Linked DNA regions of Homo sapiens: region 2 is linked to region 1. A link is an interaction called in ENCODE POLR2A ChIA-PET data of the cell type or tissue named here. Cell type or tissue: PC-9. All regions are shown on one strand. Links, peaks and the distances in the headings refer to the core of each region. The heading gives the core; the rest is flanking DNA.

Evidence for each region. ChIA-PET counts read pairs that join two places held together with the same protein. Peaks named below come from ENCODE experiments on the same cell type or tissue, not always from the same donor. Only the 100,000 strongest peaks of a DNase experiment are listed, where the experiment ranks them.
Region 2: POLR2A ChIA-PET joins it to region 1 with 37 read pairs; 5 of 35 experiments call an interaction of 5 or more read pairs at or near these places.

What each region holds. Positions count from the first base shown.
Region 1 is chr12:124,386,845-124,394,844 of GRCh38, reverse strand. All of the region lies in intron 18 of NCOR2 (nuclear receptor corepressor 2), which reads left to right. Among named protein-coding and RNA genes, the nearest start is that of MIR6880, 54 kb to the right of the region's middle. RefSeq lists enhancers at 1-132, 2,203-2,892, 3,860-4,039, 7,770-8,000 and a silencer at 5,489-5,558. In PC-9, for the core only: CTCF peaks have their summits at 2,278 (motif pointing right) and 5,634; DNase peaks (open chromatin) are centred at 1,704, 2,334, 3,954, 5,924 and 3 weaker places; H3K4me3 peaks cover 4,049 bases; H3K27ac peaks cover 7,902 bases.
Region 2 is chr12:124,627,567-124,640,491 of GRCh38, reverse strand. No RefSeq gene overlaps it. Among named protein-coding and RNA genes, the nearest start is that of NCOR2, 66 kb to the right of the region's middle. RefSeq lists enhancers at 3,955-4,249, 4,255-4,895, 6,880-6,929, 6,234-7,433. In PC-9, for the core only: no CTCF peak of the experiment used is centred there; DNase peaks (open chromatin) are centred at 2,771, 4,001, 6,681 and 7,001; H3K4me3 peaks cover 1,088 bases; H3K27ac peaks cover 5,954 bases.

The DNA.
Region 1 (8,000 bases), core at 1-8,000:
TATGTTTCCTGTGGCTGCCATAATAAAGGGTCATGAACTGGGTGGCTTAAAATAAATGTATTCTCTCACTGTTCTGGAGGCCAGAAGTCCAAGTTGAAGGCATCCAAGAGGCTGCATTCCCTCCAGAGGCTCTGGGGAGGAGCCTGCCTTGCCTCCCCCAGCCCCTGGCGCCTGCCTGCAGCCTTGGCAGTCCCTGGCTCATGACCACATCCCTCCAGGCTCTGCCTTTGTCTTTGTGTGCCTTTCTCCCTGCGTGTCTCTGTCCACATTTTCCTCTTCTTACAAGGACCCACCCCAATCCAGTATGACCCCACGTTGACTTGATCACATCTGCAAACATCCTTTTTCCAAATAAGGTCACATTCATAGGTTCTGGTGGACACAAAATGTTGGGGGGATGCTCTCCAACCCAGCACACCCACCTTCCTGGGGTTTTGGTGAAAGTACACAGAAGAGCTGAGGGCAGTGCTGCCCGGGGCATACCGACCTCCCCATCACTTTGTAGCTACAAGCAGCTCCTTAGCCCCCTGACCTTGGCCTGGCCCATCTGTTTCACCCTCAGTTACCATCGTTCTCTCAGATGAGGCAGGGATGCTACCTCCCAGGGGCACTTTAAAGACGGAGCGAGCCACATAGGAACAGTCCTTGGTATACAGTAGGCACTCAGAAATGGCAGGCCGCTAGCTTAGGGCGCAGTCTCCAGACCCTGCTCCCTAGGTTTGGGTCCCAGCTGTGCCTCCTGCAGAGTCTGACCCTGAGCAGGTACCTACACTTTGGGGCCTCGGCCCCCGCCACCTCTGTCTTCGCCCCGGCGATGGGGGTCGGAGGTAAGTCACCTGCCAAGCAAATGTACAGTGACAACTGGAGGAACTTCCATGGTGCTGGGGGCCACCAGTCAGAGGGCTACCCCGAGGAAGGGGCCGACACCCAGAGCACGAAATAATAGTGAATATCACCCAGTAACACCGTGGAGCCCATCCTGCGTGCTGGGCACTGCTGGAAGCTTTGTGTGTATGAAGTCACTTTATCTCTACCAACCTGACTAGGAGGCAGGTGCTGTTAATACTTCTGTTATTCAAATGAGGAAACCGAGGCCTAGAGAGGCTTAGTGAGCAGCCTAGGGTCACACAGCTGTGAAGTGGTAGAGCTGGGATTTGAACCCAGGCACTCTACTTGCAGAGTAGGAATGGGGTTGGCATGAGAGCTGAACAGGTTAGTCCATGGGCCAACCTGTTGACCAGGTAACAAAGGCAGGACAGGCATGTGCAAAGGCCCCATGGCAGGGGCAGTGTGGCCCCATGAGAAGTGGTTGAATCCCAGAAGGTAGAGGGGCCACCGGGAGCCTGGCCTTGCCAGCATGGGATGGAGTGTAGCTATTACTCTAGAGCGTGGGAGGCCACTGGGGAGGGGCTGGGGACATGATGGCCATAGGGTTTCTGGTGGGCAAGTGAGCAACCTCCCTTCTTGTGTGCATGCGGCTGTGGCTGCCTGCCCTGGGGCTTGTGCTGCCTGAGGACCGAGAATGTTCAGGAGGCAGCTTCCCCAGGAACCGGGCAGCTCCGGGGAGCTGGCCGCCTGCCCTCGGGCCCAGCGCCAAGTGGGGAAGGAGGGGCAGGGCAGGAGCAGGGCTGGGATGAGGGACTCGGTTCCCCTGGGAAAGGTCAGCCTGGCCTGGCTTGGAAGCCTGACCCAGCTGTGCGAGAGGCCCGAGGCTCTGCTGGCAGCTCCTCCAGGCCCCAGCCCTCTTCTCTGGCGGGCAGAGAACCTGCTGTGGAGGGGGTTGGGAGGCTCCCGGTCACACCATTGTCACACCATTCTAGACCGGGAGTTGGCTCTGGCCCGCCTCCGGGCTGCCAGTCCTTCCCAATCTCCAGGGAGCGGCCAACAGTGGGAGGATGTGCAAGACCAGGCCCTGGTGGCTCCCAGTAAGCCCGGGCAGACCCCAGAGGCCTCCCCCAGGACTCCAGCTGCCTTGTCTAGTGGCCTTGCCACTTCTCACAGGAGCGAGGCAGGAACCACCCATTGCTGTGCACATGGGCTGGCCTGACGGGCTTTTATAGATGAAGCGTCTAAGGCATGGGAAGGGGAGGGGTGAGCCCCCAGCCTGGAGCCTGGAGAGCAGGACCTCCTCCACTACATGTCCACTGGGAAAGCCTTGGGCTGTGCCCACCATGGGCCCCCCAAAAGAGGAGCGCCTGTGTGCTCTGCCGCACAAAGCTGCCAGAGCTTACAGTGGGGTGGGCGGGCCGGTAGGCAGTGCTGCTGCTCCTGGGTTTGGGTCTGCCCGGCTACTTCCTGGTGCAGCTGTCCGTCAGGGCCCAGCAGGAGGCGACACTCGAGCTGTGTGACTCAGGAGGGGTGGTATACCAGGCAGGGACGGTGCGGTGCCTCGGGGCTCGCGTCCAAGGAGACTGTCACCACGTGTGGTCTGGAGAGAGACCACTAGGGAGGGTGCATGTCTGGGGCTGGTTGGCCTCCCGGCCGGATATGTGAGAAACAGTCTGTTGTGATGGTTTGGAGGGAGGAAAAAATTGGGGTTTCTGCAGGAACTTGGGGTACAGCCAGACACAGGGGCAGGGTCTGGACCACACTCTTGCTCCTGTCAGCACCCTTGAAGATGAAATCAGGCATCAACAAGCCCCCCTTCCCTCCTAGGGGAGACCCATGAATCCGCATCCACATGGCTCCTGACTCAGGGAAGGAGCACCTGGCGGTCGATGCGGTAGTAATGATGCCTGTCGTCACGTGGCGTGGCTGGTGCTCACGAACAAGGCAGGCCCTCCACACGCGTGTGTACACACGCACGCATACACACGACTTCTGCTTTGCACAGGAGAAGACCAAGGCCAGAGGGAGAGCCAGTGCTCACCCAGCCCACTGCGGTGGACACAGGGCATGGGGTGGTCTGTCTGACCCCCCAGGCTGGCTTCCAACTTTGCTCTGCTCTGTAGGAAAACGTGACATTGAAAGGTGTAACGTGGCACTTCCGGAAATGGTAGGCGAGACAGCGCCAGGTCGTATGCAGGTGACTTTATTTCATCTTAATGAGTCTGGGTTTTTTTGAGAGCTGGGAGAAGACGTAGCTTTTTCACATCGTACCTATGATTTACGGGTATAATTGCTGATGCGGAGGCTAAGGCAGATAGCGAGGCTGATTTTTGAAAGAGTAGATGGAGAGAAAAGAGTGGGGAGGTGCAAGTCCAGGTGTGATGTTATCCAGCCAACATCCTGATAGGATTTCAGGATGGCAGGAGTTCGGGAAGTCCTGACAAGACACGCAGGAGTGCCCGGCCTGTCAAGGGTGTCAATGCGGAGGCACCGTCCCTGTGGAACCCCCCCCCCGCCAGGGCTTGGGGTTTCTGAAATGAGGAAGTGGCATGACTCAGGCCCAAGACGGCTGGGTTCTTTTCCTCCCAACTTTGATAGGGTTTTAGGCAGAGCATGCTGAGTTTCTCGGGGAAAATGGCAGGTGGGGGGCGGTGGTCGATGCACCCCTCTGGCAGGCAGCCTGTGAGTCTTCATGGAAGGGGTGGGAAACGTCAAGGCTGGAGGTGACTGGCTGGGGTGGGGAGAGCGAGTGTGTTTCCAGGGTTGGGGGCTGACTTCCAGAGAAAACAGCTGCAACATCCCCAGATGCAGGTGGGCGGTGGTGTGGTCCCCTCGGAGTCCTAGCTGTGGATGCAGGTTTGCAGACCCTTGGAGAAAAGCAGCTTGGAGGCATCTGAGCGGCAGCACAGGCCTCCCTGAGGGCCAGAGCACCTGAGCCGAGGAGGCTGAGTCCTGGCCCCCACAAGAACAGCTCGTCATGGGCCCGCGGATGGCATGTGGGACGCTGCCCCATGGGTGCCCAGAGGAGGATTAGCCCAGCGGGGCCCCAAGCACCCACTCCCGTGGCCGCCGGGCCCCTGCGCCTGGCTCTCCACTCGGCGTCTGTGACTCAGACCTCCTGGCTGGACTTCCTGTCTTGGTCAATTTCACTTCCTAGTTCCTGCCTCCTGACTCTTCAGAACGAAACTCCTTCCTTAGAAATTAGAAGTGGGGTCGGGGAATCCAGACCACAGGGCATGGTGGCAGAATCTGCCATCTCCGCCCTGGCACAGAGTGTTGGGGGCGTGTGCCTGGATGTCAAGGGGGATACCCCAGCCTCTTTTGGGAGGGTTCGGGGCCCCCTGCAGAGCTAAACGCACAGCCCCCTCTTCCTTTGCAAGCTCCTTACCAGGGACCCAGACGGGTGGCAGAGATGCCCAGGGTGCTCAGCAGGCCCCGGACACCTGCCGATGAGCAGTGGGACGAGGGAGCTAATTTCAGAGGCGGTGAAAGCTATGAAGATGATCAAACCCTGGGATGGCAGGGCGACGGGGGGGGGTCACTTTGGAGGGGCGGGCAAGGAAGGCTTCTCTGAGGAGCCATCACTTGAGCCAAGACCAGAGGGAAGACAAGGCACATCTGTGAGAAAACCCGTGGAGGCAGCAGGAGCAGCTGGTGCAAAGGCCCTGGGGCACACACGAGTGACCCAGAGAGAGGCTGGGCGGGTTCATGGAGCTGGCTCCTAAGGGTCACCTGGGCCGTGCTAGGGCCTTTGGATTTTATTCCAAGAGCTTCATGTGGTCACTGGAAGATTTTAAGCAGAGGAGTGATTTCACGGGGTTGGCATCCTTAAAAGTGCACTGAGACCTCCCCTGCAGAGGGCAGAGGGCAGGACTCAGGTGGAGAGGCCCAGATCCCTGATGTGGTTGAGGTTTGTTGCCCTCCCCTGGCATCGTGCCCCAGGACGAGGGCTGGGGGTGCAGGGACATTCCAGAGACGCCTTCTGCTCCCCAGATTTTTAGGGGGCAGGATGGAAGGGCTGGGAGTTAAAGGGAAAAGCAGGTTAATGATCCCAGAGTCAGGGAAGTCGGTCGTGACCTGAATCTAGGATCCAAAGTTCAGCTCAGTTAACTTTCAACCTTCTGGGTGGCTCCCCGGCATTTCCCACAGTGTTCCTTCACGGCTGCAGGGGCTCTCGGAGGAGGACGAAAGGGGCAGCTGTGGTCCCGAGACCCCCCCAGCAGCAGAGGGCTCTTTGGGGACCCCAAATCCCCAAACCCTTCCCCCTCCCCTAAATGGTTGGCGGTCTCATGTGCACCCTGCAAAGGCTCCTCAAATCCCGGGATCCCTCCGGAATGCGAGGCTAGCCCTGCCCACCCACAGTCCCCGACAGAGGGCTCGGTCAGCCTCGGCAGCATCAGGCCAGGCAGGGGGCAGAGCTCAGGTGGAACTGACACGGAGGGTGGGGGGACGGGCGGCGGGGGATGATGGCGGAAGAAGCTGTTTGCTCCCTGTCTGCCGGGGGTGGAGAAGCTCTGTTTTTCTGGAACCCTCATCTGTTCTTACCACTGCTGACGCCGCCACCGCCGCGGATGGGGAGAGAGGGAGGGGGAGCCAGTGCCAAGTTGGCCCGCCCCTTGTGAACCTGGGCCTCTGCCACGCTCCCCCGCCCGCCTGCCCGCCCGCCGCGAGCCTCCGTCTGGAGGTCACATTCAGTCCTGCCGCGTCTCGCTGGGTCAGGCAGCAAGAAGATCAGAGCTGAGCCCGGCTGCGGGGGACACGGCTGCCCTGCTGGGCCTGGGTCCTTGGATTTTGCCCGGCCCGGGGGTCTGTGGGCTCTGGCCGGCATTGCTCGCTGAGCGTCCGCACTGGGCACATTGGTGCTGGAGGAGCTCGGCACGCTGCGCCCCGGTGATACCTGGCCCAGGGGCATCCCACACGCACCACTGACAACTTCCCGCCACCCACCACCCTCGGGGAAGGGCACCTCGCGCGCCCACAGCGGCTTGGGGACGGCGTCAGAGGTGGCAGCGGCCGCTGGAGGAGCCCCGGGCCACCACAGGCAGGCGGACTTGTGAGGAGCTGCCTCCCGCCCGCCCCTCTCGAGCCAGCCTCCGCCCGCCGCGTCCCTCCCTCCCTCGCTCCCTCCCTCCCTCCCTCCCTCCCTCCCTCACCGTGGGACGGAGAAGGATGTGAGGCTGAGCTGAGCCGCCAGCAGACGCCAACCAGCAGCCTCGCAGAGCCGACCGCGGCCGCCCAGCCTGCCGGCCCACTTCGGCCCGCTCCCTGGGGCATCTTCCCAGCCCTATGTTTCCGGAAAACTTGGCCGAGGGGGAGACGCGAATGAGAGGATGTGAGTGAGTGGTCCTGGGGAGGGGATGGGGGACTGCGGGTGCAGGGACAGGGACCGCAACGTGGCCATCTGGGATTTGAGGCTGGGCAGCTGGGGAGTCGGAGTTCTGGGCCCCTGGAGTGGATGGGGGTCCCAGCCCATCCTTTCCCCCATGCCCTCTCCTCTCTCTCCCTGCTGGGCTGAAGCTCTCCTGGAAGCAGGGGTGGGACCTGGATCTGTGCCTGGGAAGGTCTGTGATGCTGTGTGCACAGGGGGTCTCTCCAAGTGGACGGGGGCTTCAAGCTGGGTCTGGCGGGGTGGTCTCCAAGGCACGGTAGGGTAGAAAGTCTTTCTCTCCGTGCCTGGCAGCCTCTGCCTGGGCTTCCCAGAACAGGAACCAGAGGAAGCCAGTGCCAGCCTGCCCCTACCCCGCAGCCCTGGCCGGCACTAATGGGACACCCACTCTGGCTCCTCACACGGCAGTTAAGGAAACTGAGGCCGGAGAGCAGAAGGGCTGGCCAAGACTGCTAGCGAGCTCTGGCCAGGCGCCTGGATGACTCTGCCCAGCTCCTTTGGGAGCCGTATGTTTTCAGGAAGGGCTGGGTGACCCCCACCCCCACCTCCATCCCCTCTCCTCTGCCCTCAACCCACTCCCACTGCCCCCATGATCGGAGTTAATTAGGGTCCCCAGCCCCCAGCCAGGCTCCTAGCTACCTCCTTATTTATTGACTGAGTTTGGAAATGTCAACCTCCCCAGTGTTGTTGGGCCACCCTCACCCCACCCCCTGAGCTCTCCATGCCCACCCCACCCAGCAGGCCCAGATGGGAGACCCGCCCCCTCTCGCCCTCTCCCACCCGGGTGCCGGGTCTGTGATCCCTCTGGCCCGGTGTGTTTGCCTGGGCTCTCTTGGCCCCGGCTGGGGAAATATAAATAAACGCGCGGCCCTGTCCGCCAGGTTCTGGAAGTGGCAGCTGCTGCTGGCGCGGGCGGAGGGAAAGGTCAGGGGCCGGGTGCCACTTGATCCCACGCCCCGGCCCTCCCCTTCTGCGCCTGTCCTTGAGGAACCCTGAGGAGCGGGCTGTGAGGCCACGTGGCTCCCAGGGCCACGGCAGGCGAACAGGTGGCCTGTCAGTCAGTGCCACCCCCACGCCACGGGGGCCAGAGGACCCGGAGGGCAGGAAGTCTGGGGCCCCACGCCCGCGTTGCCCCCCTTGGCTGGTCCTCTAAGCTTGGGTGAGTTGGCGGGACCCTCTGAACCGAGATTTCCCCCTCCTGGGGATGGGAAAATGGTCACAGCCATGACAGCAAGGATGAGACGGAACCAAGTCTTTGAAGGGCTTTGCAAACTCTGTGTGTCAGTTAGCCGTGCCACGGGCTGATGTGTTGATGTTTCTGCTGCTGTTGTTTTATTTGCATTAGAGCCTTGTGTGTAGCAGGCAGGCAGCCAGCACGTGGGTGGGTGGGTGGGTGGATGAATGAATGAATGAATGAATGAATGAATGAATGAAAATACCAACACAGACGGCTGCCCCTCAGCTCCCCAACCTCTGAACAATTTTAGCTGGAGCTTGGCTTGCAGCTTGATTTTATTCAAGGAAAATGGTTAAAACCTTCATTATGGGAAATCCTTCATTAAAGTCCTTACAAGTGGAGCTCCAGCTCAGAGAGGCTGCCATGTCCCGAGCTACGTGATTCAGCCTTGGGGCCTGCTGCCCTGGAGGGGCACCCTCTTGCCGCACAGACCCCTAGGTCAGGAGCACTCCCTGTCTCTCCCACAGCCCTGGGAAAGTGGGCAGGCCCTACCTGCATGGACTGGCTGGGCCACACAAGGTCACGCCGCTGGAGACACAGGCATAAATA
Region 2 (12,925 bases), core at 2,621-10,620, 240 kb before region 1:
AGGTAACCTGGGCTAAAACAAAGAGCTGCCAATCAAGGAGCTCCACCTTCTCCTGATCAAGAGTTGACCCAAGTGAGGCCAGCAGCCTCTCTTACCCAGATTTTGAATCTGGGAAAATATGAAGAAATAGCAGGGAGACGATTCATGCCACAGGCAGTGCCCAGGCGAGCCGAGTTGAGCTGTTCTGTCATTTTTGTGAGTCATCCTCTTTCCTTCCCCAAACCCCCTTCGTGCTTGAGTTTTGGACTTGGTTTCTGTTGCTTGCAGCCAAAGATCTCTAACTCAGAGAGATACAGATTCTAGCTGTTATTTTTGCTTTTTAATTCAATGACTGATTTATGCTCAGCATATAGTTGATGTTCAACAAACACTTGTCAACTATGAGTGAATAACACACCCAGCATTCCGCAGGAGGCTCCCAGGCAGATGGGCACTTAATCAGGACTACTTTTTTTTTTTCAGGACTATTTTTAAAGTTCTGCAAGGAAAGACACTCTAAAAATTTCCCTTAGCAACTTTTCTAAACGTCTAGCAACACGATGTCATGGGTTTCTTTCTCACACCCGAGCCAGTTTTTACCTATTGCATCTAAAACTCTCTTCTTTCTTTCCTTGTTTTTTGTTTGTTTCATTCTTGTTATTCGTTGAACAAATCTCTGTTGTACACTATCTCTTCACCATATCCCACAGGGAGAACATAAATGATAGATGTCCCTTTGCCCTCGAGGAAAGAGACTGTTGGCTGGAAGTCAAGGGGCCTGAATTTTAGTCCCTTCCTGTTACTGGGCGTCAGTTTCCCCACTTACGAAATGAGGGCTTTGTGCTAGACTGGGCACAGCCAGGAGCTTTAATCCTGTGCCAATTCCTAGATTGCACTAAGGTCTAGGCTGAGGATTCTCAGGCAATGCTCAAGCTCAATGGGAGAGAGAGCTGGGATTGATTTCTGATGTCTGCCTAGGTGTAGGCAGGGAAAGTGCTATGTATTCGCCAACCCTGAGCTTGGCCATCTCAGAGTTCCCTGCAAGTTTCAGCAGTCTCTGACCTGGGGAAACTCAATGGGGGAGACATGGAATATTCACTCACAGACATCAAGTAGGTGGCAGTTGCAGCCAAGATTCACTGAGAGTTCTGAGCAGGGAACAGTAGCTGGGGGCCAAGGATCCTTTCCAGTTGGTAAATGGGTTGGGAGTTGCCTGGCTGGGGAGATGCAGAGATTTTGGCAGACAGATGGGTAGCTTTTCTAGGACGTTGAGAGAAGGCCTGGGGTGAATTGGGGATGTCAACTCAGTTAGTCCTTCTGGGCCTGAGGTGCATTCCAAGGTGTGGGAAGGGGTGTTAGAGGAGGGCGGTCCCAGCTGACCCCCTCCTCCCCTGAGGTCCCAGAGTCTTCTTTGGGTCTCGGACCTGGGCCCCCTTACTTGGAGGAATTAAAGTATCTTACTTTTCCCGGATTCTGAGCTTTGGGGGATTAGATTCGGTATGAGCCTCTGCTGGCATATGGAAAGGGCCTGTTGGCAACAATGATATCACAGCAATATCCACCCTGACCATCATGGGCTGAGCACTCATCACAGGCCCAGCGTGATGACAGCGACCTCCAGGACGCCCCTAGGAGTTGGTGCTGCCCTTGCCTCCTGCAGTCAGATCCCCAGAGGACAGTCAAAGCAACACTTGCCATCATCCATCAGACAATGCGCAGCCTTGCCTTCAATTTCCAGAGGCTCTCGTTGCTTCTAGAAGAAATCTGCATGCATTACCATGACTTTCAAGGCCCCACCCACCCCTCCATCTTATCGCGGACCTCTCTTCTATCCCCTCTGCTCCGTTCCCAATAGCTTTCCCTCTGTTCTTCGGACCCACTGACTTGTTTCTGCCGCAGGACTTTGCCCTTGCTGTCCCCCCAGCCTGGCACGCCTTCCCCCCAGATGTCTGCTTGGCTGGCTCTTCCTCATCCTTCGCTTCTGTCTTAATTCTTTTAAACACCAGTTGGCAGCGCCAACTCCTAGGGACGTCCTGGAGATCACTACAACAAAATACCATAGATTGGGTGGCTTATGAACAGTAGAAATTTATTTGTCGCAGTTTTGGAGGATGGGAAGTCCAAGATCAAGGCAGATTGGGTGTCCGGGAAGGGCTCGTTTTCCGGCTTATGGATGGCCGTCTTCCCACTGTGTCCTCACGCGGTGAAAGGGACGGGGGTCTCGTGAGAGCCTCTGTTATGACGGCACTAATCCCACTCATGAAGCCTCCACCCTCGTGACTGAATCACCCCCACAAAGGCGCCATCTCCTAAACCCATCAACTTAGGAATTGGGATTTCAACATATGTTGGGGACACCAACATTAAGACCATAACAGGACAAAACATTGTGCAGCTGACATCGGTGCTGGCTTCGTTGTGATGAAATGTGGCTTCTTTACACCCATGGTCCAGACAAGGACACGGAGGCCCCAGGATGCTGACCTGGGAGTGAAGGAGCGTGTGTGCTGGGCGGGGCAGGTCTCCTGTACATGCTCCGGAGACTCCCCCCGGTTTCCCGGAGGCCAGCTCTTGCTGCACAGGAGTGAGCCTGCCACAGCCTACCTCGGGTGCCAGCGTCCCCCTGGGGTGGCTGGGAAGTGCCACAGATGCGGGATCAGCATGCAAGGAAGATGCAGCCCCGGGGCCGGGACTGTCTTTCTATTTATTACCCTATGAATCACGGCTTGGCTTTTCCCAGCAATCCTCTTGGCAGCTAATAGATTTTTATCTTCAGCTGCTGAGCTGGAAGGCACCTGGCTGTGGACAGGTGAACGCCCAACCTGACTCCTTTCTTGCTGGGGCGCTGGGACAGGGGTGGGGGTGGTGAGGAGGTCAGGTGGTTCCCCATGATCAGTGTCCTGGGGCTAGGCCCCCAGAGTCAGACGTGTGAACAGAGAGCAGGAAGCGCCCTTCGGAGCCTGACCCTAGGGATCCAGGAAGCTGGGGGCCTCCCAGGCTCTAAAGCTGTGACTCCCAAACCCATGATCAACGCTTATTCTCCATCCTCCTGATTCCAGGTGAATAAGAACAAGACTGGGGAGACGTACAGTGCAGTTGTTAAAAGCAAAATCATTGCTCTAGAGCTGTGTGACCTTAGGCAAGTCACCTCGCCTCTCTGAGCCTCTTTTTCCTCATCTGTAAAGTGAGGATAATAACAGTAGCCATTTGGGCCAGGCATAGTGGCTCACACCTATAATCCCAGTACTTTGGGAGGCCAAGGTGGATGATCACTTGAGGCCAGGAGTTCAAGACCAGCCAGAGCAACATGGTGAAACTCAATCTCTACTACAAGTACAAAAATTAGCTGGGTGTGGTGGCACACGCCTGTAATCCCAGCTACTTGGGAAGCTGAGGCAGAAGAATCGTTTGAACCAGGAGGTGGAGGTTGCAGTGAGCCGAGATCTCACCACTGCACTCAAGCCTGGGTAGCAGCAAGACCCTGTCTCAAAAAAAATTAATAACAATAATAATGATAGTAGTCATTTGAATGGAGTGTTATGAAAAAATAAATGAGTTGATATAAATTGAATGGGTTAAAAAAAGTCGTGCCTGGAATATCACATGTTATACAAGTTAGCTGCAATCATGTGTCTATATATGCGAGGAGAAAAAAGATGGGAAGGAAATACACTAAAATGTCACTGTGAAACCGCCGTTGCGGAATTATGACTGAGACAGTGAAAGAGATCTAACTAAACAAACTCCATCTTGCTTCTAACCTCCAAGCTGTCCTTGTTCATTCCTGGGCTTAGGCTGAACTAACTTTGGAAGAAACTTAGTTTCTAGTTTAAACAAAGACAACATAACAACCCTTTCCTAAAGCAGCCTCCTTCTTGCCTGGGGACTAGATTGCCTTTATAGGACTCACATTAGCCACAGGCTTAGAAATTATGGTTTAGCAGTCATGCAGCTGGAGGCTACAAGATTCTGACCCTCCCTAAACTGCTCCTAAAGTCAGGGCTTGAGATGTTTTGCAGACCCTGCACGTGATGCGTCAGCTGGCACCACCCAGATGCATAAACTGGCTCCTCTGATCTTGTGGCCCCCACCCAGGAACTGACTCAGCACAAGACGACAGCTTCGACTCCCTATGATTTCATCTCTGACCAATCAGCACTCCTGGCTCACTGGCTTCTCCCCACTCACAAAGTTATCCTTAAAAGCTCTGCTCCCTGAATGGCTTGGGGAGACTGATTTGAGTAATAGTAAAACTCTGGTCTCCTGCACAGCCGGCTCTGCATGAATTACTCTTTCTCTATTGCAGTTTCCCCATGTTGATGAATTGGCTCTGTCTAGGCAGCAGGCAAGGTGAACCCCCTGAGTGGTTACAAGTGGAGGTTGTTGGACCAGAATGAGGGGACAGATCTTTATTTTTATTTTCTTCTTTAAACTTGGAAGTTTTTCCAATATTTTGCAATAAGCACATTTTTATGGTCCTAAAAGCTAACCCCCTTTTAAAACCTGCAAGTTAGAAATTCCGTTGTTGAGATGTCATTGACAGCCCTGTTGTCTTGGGAGGTGACAAGGTTTGGTATTGACAGCCCATCTTGGAATTGCCATCTCAGGGCCACAGAAGGCAGAAAGCAGCAGGTGGGGGTGGTTCACTGACCCTGGGGCAGGAGACTGGGCACAGTGTGAGTGTCCCAGCATCGGGGGCTGGGCTTCCAAGCTTGGAGCCAGGGACATTGTCAACCACTTTGGAAACAGTTAGGAAGTTCCTACTACATCTGAACATTGCCTACTCTTTGACCCTGCAATTTCATTCCTTGTGATACAGCAGTGCATTTATATGTCTAAAATAAGACACCCACTAGGAGGACATTAACCACAGCGCTCATCATAATTGCCAAACAACCCAGATGTCTATCAACAGGAGAATGGTTAAATAAATCATTCTATCTCACAATGAAACGTTATATAGCAATGAAAAAGAGCTACCTGCAGCTATACTCGACTGCATAGTGTTTTTATGAGTAAGTTCGTAATGTAGTGCAGGCAAGAAAAGCAGGTAGGCACAGCAGCAAGAAAAGCTAGGCACACAAGCACACGTGTGTAGCATTCCATTTCTATCAAAAGCATAGACCGCCAAGATTCAGCCATCGTGGAAAAGGTAGTGGCTGAGGGGGAGCAGAGGGGTTTCTGGGTGCTTCTCCTCTGGTCATGTTCATCTGGGTGTTGGGTACACGGACATGCTCACCTTTGGAAATGCATTGCTCTGTGCACTTATGATCTATGCACTTTTTTTTTTTTTTTTTTTTTTTTAGGTGGAGTCTCACTCTGTCGCCCAGGCTGGAGTGCAGTGGCTTGATCTCATCTCACTACAACCTCTGCCTCCCTGGTTCAAGTAATTCTCCTGCCTCAGCCTTCCGAGTAGCTAAGACTACAGGCATGTGCCACCACATCCGGCTAATTTTTGTATTTTTAGTAGAGATGGGGTTTCACTACGTTGGCCAGGCTGGTCTTGAACTCCTGAACTCAAGTGATCCATACCCGCCTTGACCTCCCAAAGTGCTGGGATTACAGGTGTGAGCCACCGCGCCCAGCCTGTATTTTGTATTTCAGTAAAAATACTGGAGACAAACGAGAGATACAAGATCATGGCAGTTCTCTCTTCTTCCACCGGACATTGCTGTGTCTGCCTAAAATGTCGAATTGGCAACAGCCATTTTGTAACCACGGGACACAGAGCAAAGTCCGCAGAGCAGAAAGGTGGAAGGATCCTGGATTCCTGGTGAGGTTGAAGCACTCAAAAGGTGGGTCTTGGTCCCCTCCGCTTGAACCCGGATGGACTTTTGTGATGACCTCAACCACTGGGTGTGGTGGAAGTGGCTGCATGAGTTCTGAGGCTTGGTCATTAAAAGTGATATGGCCGGGCGCGGTGGCTCACACCTGTAATCCCAGTACTTTGGGAGGCCGAGGTGGGCAGATCACTTGAGGTTAGGAGTTCGAGATCAGCCTGGCCAACAGAGTGAAACTTTGTCTCTAATAAAAATACAAAAATTAGCCAGATGTGGTGGCACACGCCTGTAATCCCAGCTACCTCAGAGGCTGAGGCAGGAGAATCGCTTGGGCTGGGAGGCGGAGGTTGCAGTGAGCCGAGATTGCACCACTGCTCTCCAGCCTGGGCGACAGAGTGAGTGAGACTCTGTCTCAAAAAAAAAAAAAGTGATATGGCCTCTCCTTGGATCTCTCTTGGGACACACTCAGGGGACCCCCTCATGAACTGCAGGAAAGACGTCTGGCTTTCCTGAAGCCACCATGCTGAAATGAACACACAAGCAGGAGAGCGACGCCCGAGGAGGACCAGCTGTTTGAGTCTGCCCAGCCCAGGTGTCAGACTGTAAATGAAGACGGCAGCCAGATGACACTGCCAGCCACCAGCCCCTCTGACTGCACCCTCCAAGAGATCCAGAGCTCAAACCGCCCTGGGGAGCCACTCCCGAGATCTTACCCCCAGAAACCATGAGGTAGAGAATGATTCTTGTTGCTTTAATCCTCCAAGTTTGGGGGGTGATTTGTTGTGTAGTCAGAGATAACGAATACGCCACCTTCATTCTGAGCATTCATCATATGAAGTAATACGTCTTCCTTATTGCTTAAGCCAGAGGTCGGTGAAAATTTTCTGTAAAGGGCAGACATTAAATATAATTTTAGGCTTTCCAGATCACATGGTCTCTATTGCAATGACTCAGCTTGCCGTTGTTGCATGAAAGCAGCCATCGGCAATAGAAATGGGTGGGCGTAACTGCATTCCTATAGACCTTCATTAACAAAAACAAGGAGCCAGACCATAAGCAGCAGTTTGTTGACCCCTGGTTAAAGCCATTTTTGAGTTAAGTTTTCTGTTACTTGCAGCCCAAAACATACTGTTACAACTATCCAATCAGAGAGCTCCAGGCAAAGGGCAACCACAAGAGGCTCTAGGGTGTGTGCATAGTTCTCTGGGGTGTGTGCCTGGGCTCTGGGGTGTGTGCATAGTTCTCTGGGGTGTGTGCCTGGGCTCTGAGGTGTGTGTGAGCTCTGAGGTGTGTGCATAGTTCTCGGGGGTGTGTGCATCGTTCTCTGGGGTGTGTTCTTGGGCTCTGGGGTGTATGCCTGGGCTCTGGAGTGTGTGCACAGGTCTGAAAATGTGTGTAGAAGTCAGGATGTGTACACAGGTCTGAGTGTGTTGTGTGGGCTCTATGGTGTGTGCCAAGATCTGGGGTGTGCATGGGTTCTGGGGGTGTATGTGTGAGCCCTAGCATTATGCGAATGGGCTCTGGGATGTATGCACAGGTCTGAGTGTGTGCATGAGCACACAGGTCTGAGTGTATGTGTGAGAGCTCTGGGGGTGTGTGCATGAGCTCTGGGGGTATGTACAGGTCGGGATGGGTGTGTATGAGCTCTGGGGGGGTGTGCACAGGTCTGGGTGTGTGTGTTTCTGTGTGTGTGTGAGCTCTGGAAGTGTGTGCATAGGCTCTGGGGTGTATGCATAAGCACACAGGTCTGGGTGTGGGTGTGTGAGCTCTCGGGGTATGGGCACGGGTTCTGGGGATGCATGCCTGAGCCCTGAGCGGGCCCCACTCACCCACCATCTTATCTACTGAGACAAGAAGGGCTGGGCTGTTCGTTCATGAAGTCTCCTGGGCATCTCTTATCATGTGATCCCCAGCCTCTGCGTCCTCCTCCTCCTCACAGGCTCCAGGATCTCTGGAATCCAACTCACTGGACGCCCAGCCAGTCAGGCAGGCAGGGAGTGTGGAGGCCTCCCCTCAAGTAAGGACCTAATGGCTAAAGCTGGGCATGGGACAGGCCTGTGCAAAGAGAGGAGAGGGAGGAAGGACCAGGGTGTGCTGGAAGCGTATCCTCCCTCTCCCCGGCCTCTCTCCTCCCACCTCAGATGGGCCTGGAGGAGATTAGCTTCACTCACGGCAGTAATTGTTTGCTGAGTGCTTGCTGTGTTTTAAGCTCAGCATTTACAAGCAGGTGACATGGAGAACTCTAGGTGCTGGACATGCTGTTAGCCCCATTTCATGGACGAGGGAATGGGCGAACAGAGAGGGAAGTCACTGTCCTGGGGACCCACAATAGGAGGCAGGATGCCCACCCAGGCTGGCTGTCCCCACGCCAAGATCTAGGATGAGTCCTCAGTCAAAGCCAGAGCAGACCCAACGGAACCGCTCAGCCCCCTGACAAGGCAATGAGTCTCGCCGGCCAGGGGGGCTCTGCCCCCGCCCCCACCCAGGTGGGTCCCCTGCCCCCAGGCTGGCAAGGTGCTGGGGGGCTGATGCCGGAGCCCCTGCTGCTTGCCGCCTGCCTGCTCATCTTGTTTGTTCCAATTATGTCAAGTAAGTCATTATAATTTTATGTTTTTTAGATTAACATTTTTGCTCAAGGGCATAGTAATTAGCAAGCGGCTGGGAGTTGAACGATTCTGAGCAATAGCAAGGGAAAGTTTTTCCCAGTATATCTTTGGAGAGGCCTAGAGGCTTCTGGGCTGCCCAGGCAGCCCCTTAGCTCCAGGAGACGGAGGTTTGCACAGTACAGACAGGCTGGGTGAGAACAAAATGGCCCCGAAGTCCTGTCCACCAGCCCAGGGCGGTGTGGGGGCCACACAGCAGAGGGGCGCCCCACGGCCGAGACTTCCCATCACATCTGTCCCTGGGGAGTCCCTGCTGGGGAATTCCTCTCCCTCTACCCATTTTCCAGGTGCCTTATCTGTGTTGTCCAGGGCCTAGAATTGTGTGTGGCACACAGTAAGCGCCCAGTAAATGCTTACTAATTAAATAAATGGAGAGAGGTTACAAACTGGGGGCTCGTAGGCAAATCCAGCCCTTGATGTGTTAAACTGAGCCAGCACAATCTATTTTATACCTTTCTTTCTTTTTCTTTTCTTTCTTTCTTTTTTTTTCTTTTTTTGAGACAGAGTCTTGCTCTGTCACCCAGGCTGGAGTGCAACAGTGCGATCTTGGCTCACTGCAAGCTCCAGCCCCCGGCTTCACGCCATTCTCCTGCCTCAGCCTCCCTAGTAGCTGGGACTACAGGAGCCCGCCACCACGCCTGGCTAATTTTTTGTATTTTTAGTAGAGATGGGGTTTCACTGTGTTAGCCAGGATGGTCTCGACCTCCTGACCTCGTGATCCGCCTGCCTCGGCCTCCCAAAGTGCTTGGATTACAGGCCTGAGCCACCGTGCCCCGCCGGTTGCCCATTTTTATGGTGATTTCTTGACGATATGCTAAACAAGGGGTGGATTATTCATGCCTCCCCTTTGTAGACCATATAGGGTAACTTCCTGACGTTACCATGGCATTTGTAAACTGTCATGGCGCCGCTGGGAGTGTAGCAGTGAGGACGCCCAGAGGTCACTCTCGTGGTCATCTTGGTTTTGGTGGGTTTCTACTGGCTTCTTTACCGCAAACTGTTTTATCAGCAAGGTCTTTATGACCTGTGTCTTGTCCTGACCTCCTGTCTCATCCTGTGACTTAGAATGTCTTCACTGTCTGGGAATGCAGCCCAGTAGGTCTCGGCCTCATTTTACCCGGCCCCTGTTCAAGATGGAGTTGCTCTGGTTCACACGCCTCTCACATTCCCACAGAGCTATAAGTGCTGGAAGCAAAACGTGGCTACACCCTCTCAACGTTTCCCATCTGACCCAGTGAGATTTAGGTTCAGTACCTTGATGTACAGAGGCTCACTCTAGCGGCTTTACACAACAGAGTCTCTTCCCTGTAGAACGGTTCATGGTCAGCGTGGGCATTTGGGTAGAGGAGGGTTCCTGCCATCCTGGGGTCCACTGTGCCCCAGAGCTTCAATGCTGCAACAGCTTCCACTTGGTGGAAAAGAAAGGGACCCAGGAGCACACAGGGGAGGCTTGGAGGGTCAGGCCTGAGAGGGGCCCACGTCACTTCACTCAACTTCCATTGCCCAGAGCTTGGCCCCATGGCCACTAATGACTGCACAGGAGGCTGGGAAACTCTGTCTTGCTGTTTTCCCAAAGGAAAGGAGAGCGGATTCTGATGGAGGCAAGTGGTCTCTGCCCACAGCCTGCTTCTCTCACCCAGCCCAGGAAAGCCATCATCTCCTCCTGGGTTTGCAGTCTGGCTCTTTCATCGTTATACGTAAGATCCTTCCCCCCACCCCCAAATCTATTGTTTTTGCCATAAAATTGATATCTGGAACTCTTCCTGGCTGAGGTTTTGCAGCTCAAAAGCCCAGATTCTTGGAATCTGAAAGCACTGGCTTCTGAAACTGAGTAACATTTGTTACGCTTTTCTCTCCTACTTTTCCTCCCCTGGGCATTGGATGGCACACAGTCTAGTTTGGCAGAAGGCACAGGGAAGGGGCAAATAATTCCTGGGATAAAAGGGCACTGGTTAGAAATAGTATCCTGAGATGTGACAATATGACACAAAGTACAACGTGGCGCGTCCTGACCTAGCAATTCCACTCCTAGGTATTCACCCAAGAGAAGCAAAGGCATGTGGCCTACATATTCCAGCAGACAAACGCTCGTAGTAGCTTTATTCATAATAGCTAAAAACTGGGAACAGTCCAAATGTCCGTCAGCTGAACAGATAAATTGTTGTGTAGTCATGCCATGGAGTCCCACTCAGCACTAGAAAGGGATAACCTATTGATACACACAGCGCCGTGGATGACTCCCAGAGCCACCATGCTGAGGCAGGGGCTGGCACGGCTCTTCTATCCAAAGGGCTGGGTCAGCCCGGGGCACGGTGGCTCATGCCTGTAATTCCAACACTTTCGGAGGTTGAGGCGAGTGGATCACTTGAGGTCAGGAGTTCAAGACCAGCCTGGCCAACATAGTGAAACCCCGTCTCTACTAAAAATACAAAAATTAGCCAGGCATGGTGGCAGGCGCCTGTAATCCCAGCTACTTGGGAGGCTGAGGCAACAGAATTGCTTGAACCCGGGAGGCAGAGGTTGCAGTGAGCCGAAATCATGCCACTGCACCCCAGCCTGGGTGACAGAGCGAGACTCTGTCACAAACAAACAAAAAAACCCCGAAAAAACAAAGGGCTGGGTCAAACTTCTTTGGCTTTGCGGGCCTCCAGTCTCTTTTTCAGCCTCTCAACTCTACCTATGTAGCATGAAAGAAGCCATACCCAATACACAGGTGAATGAGCATGGCTGTGTCCTAATAAAACTTTATTTATGGCCAGGGGCAGCAACATATGCCTATGATCCCAGCACTTTGGGAGGCCAAGGTGGGAGGATTGCTTGAGCCAGGAGTTTGAGACCAGTCTGGGTAACATAGAGACCCTGTCTCTACAAAAAAATACAAAAATTAGCCAGGCACGGTGGCACGTGCCTATAGTCCCAGCTCTTCAGGAGCCTGAGGTAAGATTGCTTGAACCCAGGAGGTCGAGGCTGCAGTAAGCCATGTTCACACCACTGCACTCCAGTTTGGGTGCCAAAGTAAGACCTTGTCTCAAAAAAAAAAAAAAAAAAAAAAACAAAACTATTTATGGACACTAAAAATCATATCTCATATAATTTTTATGTGTCATGAAATATTCTTCTTTTGGTTTTTTCAACCACTATAAAATGCAAACGCCCAGGAACGCTCCCTCACTGCTGGTGGGAATGCAGAATAGTTAAACAACTGTGGAAGACAGTTTGCTGGTTTCTCAGAGAGCTAACCATAGTCTTAGCAGACTATCCAGCAATCACACTTCCAGGTGTTTACTCAAGTGATTTGAAAACTTACGTCCATGCAAAAATTTGCACATGAATGTTCATAGCAGCTACAGTCATAAACACCCTAAACTGGGAGCCACCAAGATGCTCTTTAATAGGTGAATAGGGTTGAGGCCCCGTGGCTCATGCCTGTAGTCCCAGCACTTTGGGAGGCCGAGGCAGGTGGATCCCTTCAGGCCAGAAGTTTGAGACCAGCCTGGGCAACGTGGTGAAACCCCGCCTCTACTAAAAATACAAAAATTAACTGGGAGTGGTGGTACCCACTTGTAATCCCAGCTACTTGGAGGCTGAGGCAGGAAAATCGCTTGAACCCAGAAGGCAGAGGTTGAAGTGAGCTGAGATCGTGCCATTGCATTCTAGCCTGGGTGACAGAGCGAGACTCTATCTCAAAAATAAATACATAAATAATTTTTTTTTTAAAAAGGGTGAATGAATAAACAAACTGTGGCACATCCAGAGAGTGGACTATTACTCAGTGCTAAAAAGATGTGAGCTATCAAGCCCCAAAAAGACATGGAAGAAACTTAAATGCATATTACTAAGTGAAAGAGGCCGTTCTGAAAGGCTGCATGCTATGATTCCAACTATGTGACATTCTGGAAAAGGCAAAACTATAGAGACAGTAGAAAGATCAGTGGCTGCCAGGGGACTGAGGAGAGGGAAAGAGGGATGAAAAGATGGAGGCCAGGGGACTTTTAGGGCAGTGAATCTCTGCATGATGCTACAATGGGGACTACGTCATGGTACATTTCTTTTTCTTTTTCTTTCTTTTTTTCTTTTTTTCTTTTTTTTTTTTTGAGACAGACGCTCACTCTGTTGCCCAGGCTGGAGTGCAGTGGCGTGGTCCCAGCTCATTGCAACCTCTGCCTCCTGGGTTCAAGTGATTCTCTTGCCTCAGCCTCCCGAGTAGCTGGAATTACAGGTGCCCGCCACCACACCCAGCTAAGTTTTGTATTTTTAGTAGAGAAGGGGTTTCACTATGTTGGTCAAGCAGGTTTCGAACTCCTGACCTCGTGATCTGCCCGCCTCGGCCTCCCAAAGTGCTGGGATTACAGGTGTGAGCCACTGCGCCCGGCCGGTACGGTTCTTAAAACCTATAGAACCCTACAACTCCAAGAGTGACCCCCAATGTAAACTAGGGACTATAGTTCATAGTGCTGTGTCAATATTGATTCCTTAATTGTAACAAGTGTACCACACGAATGC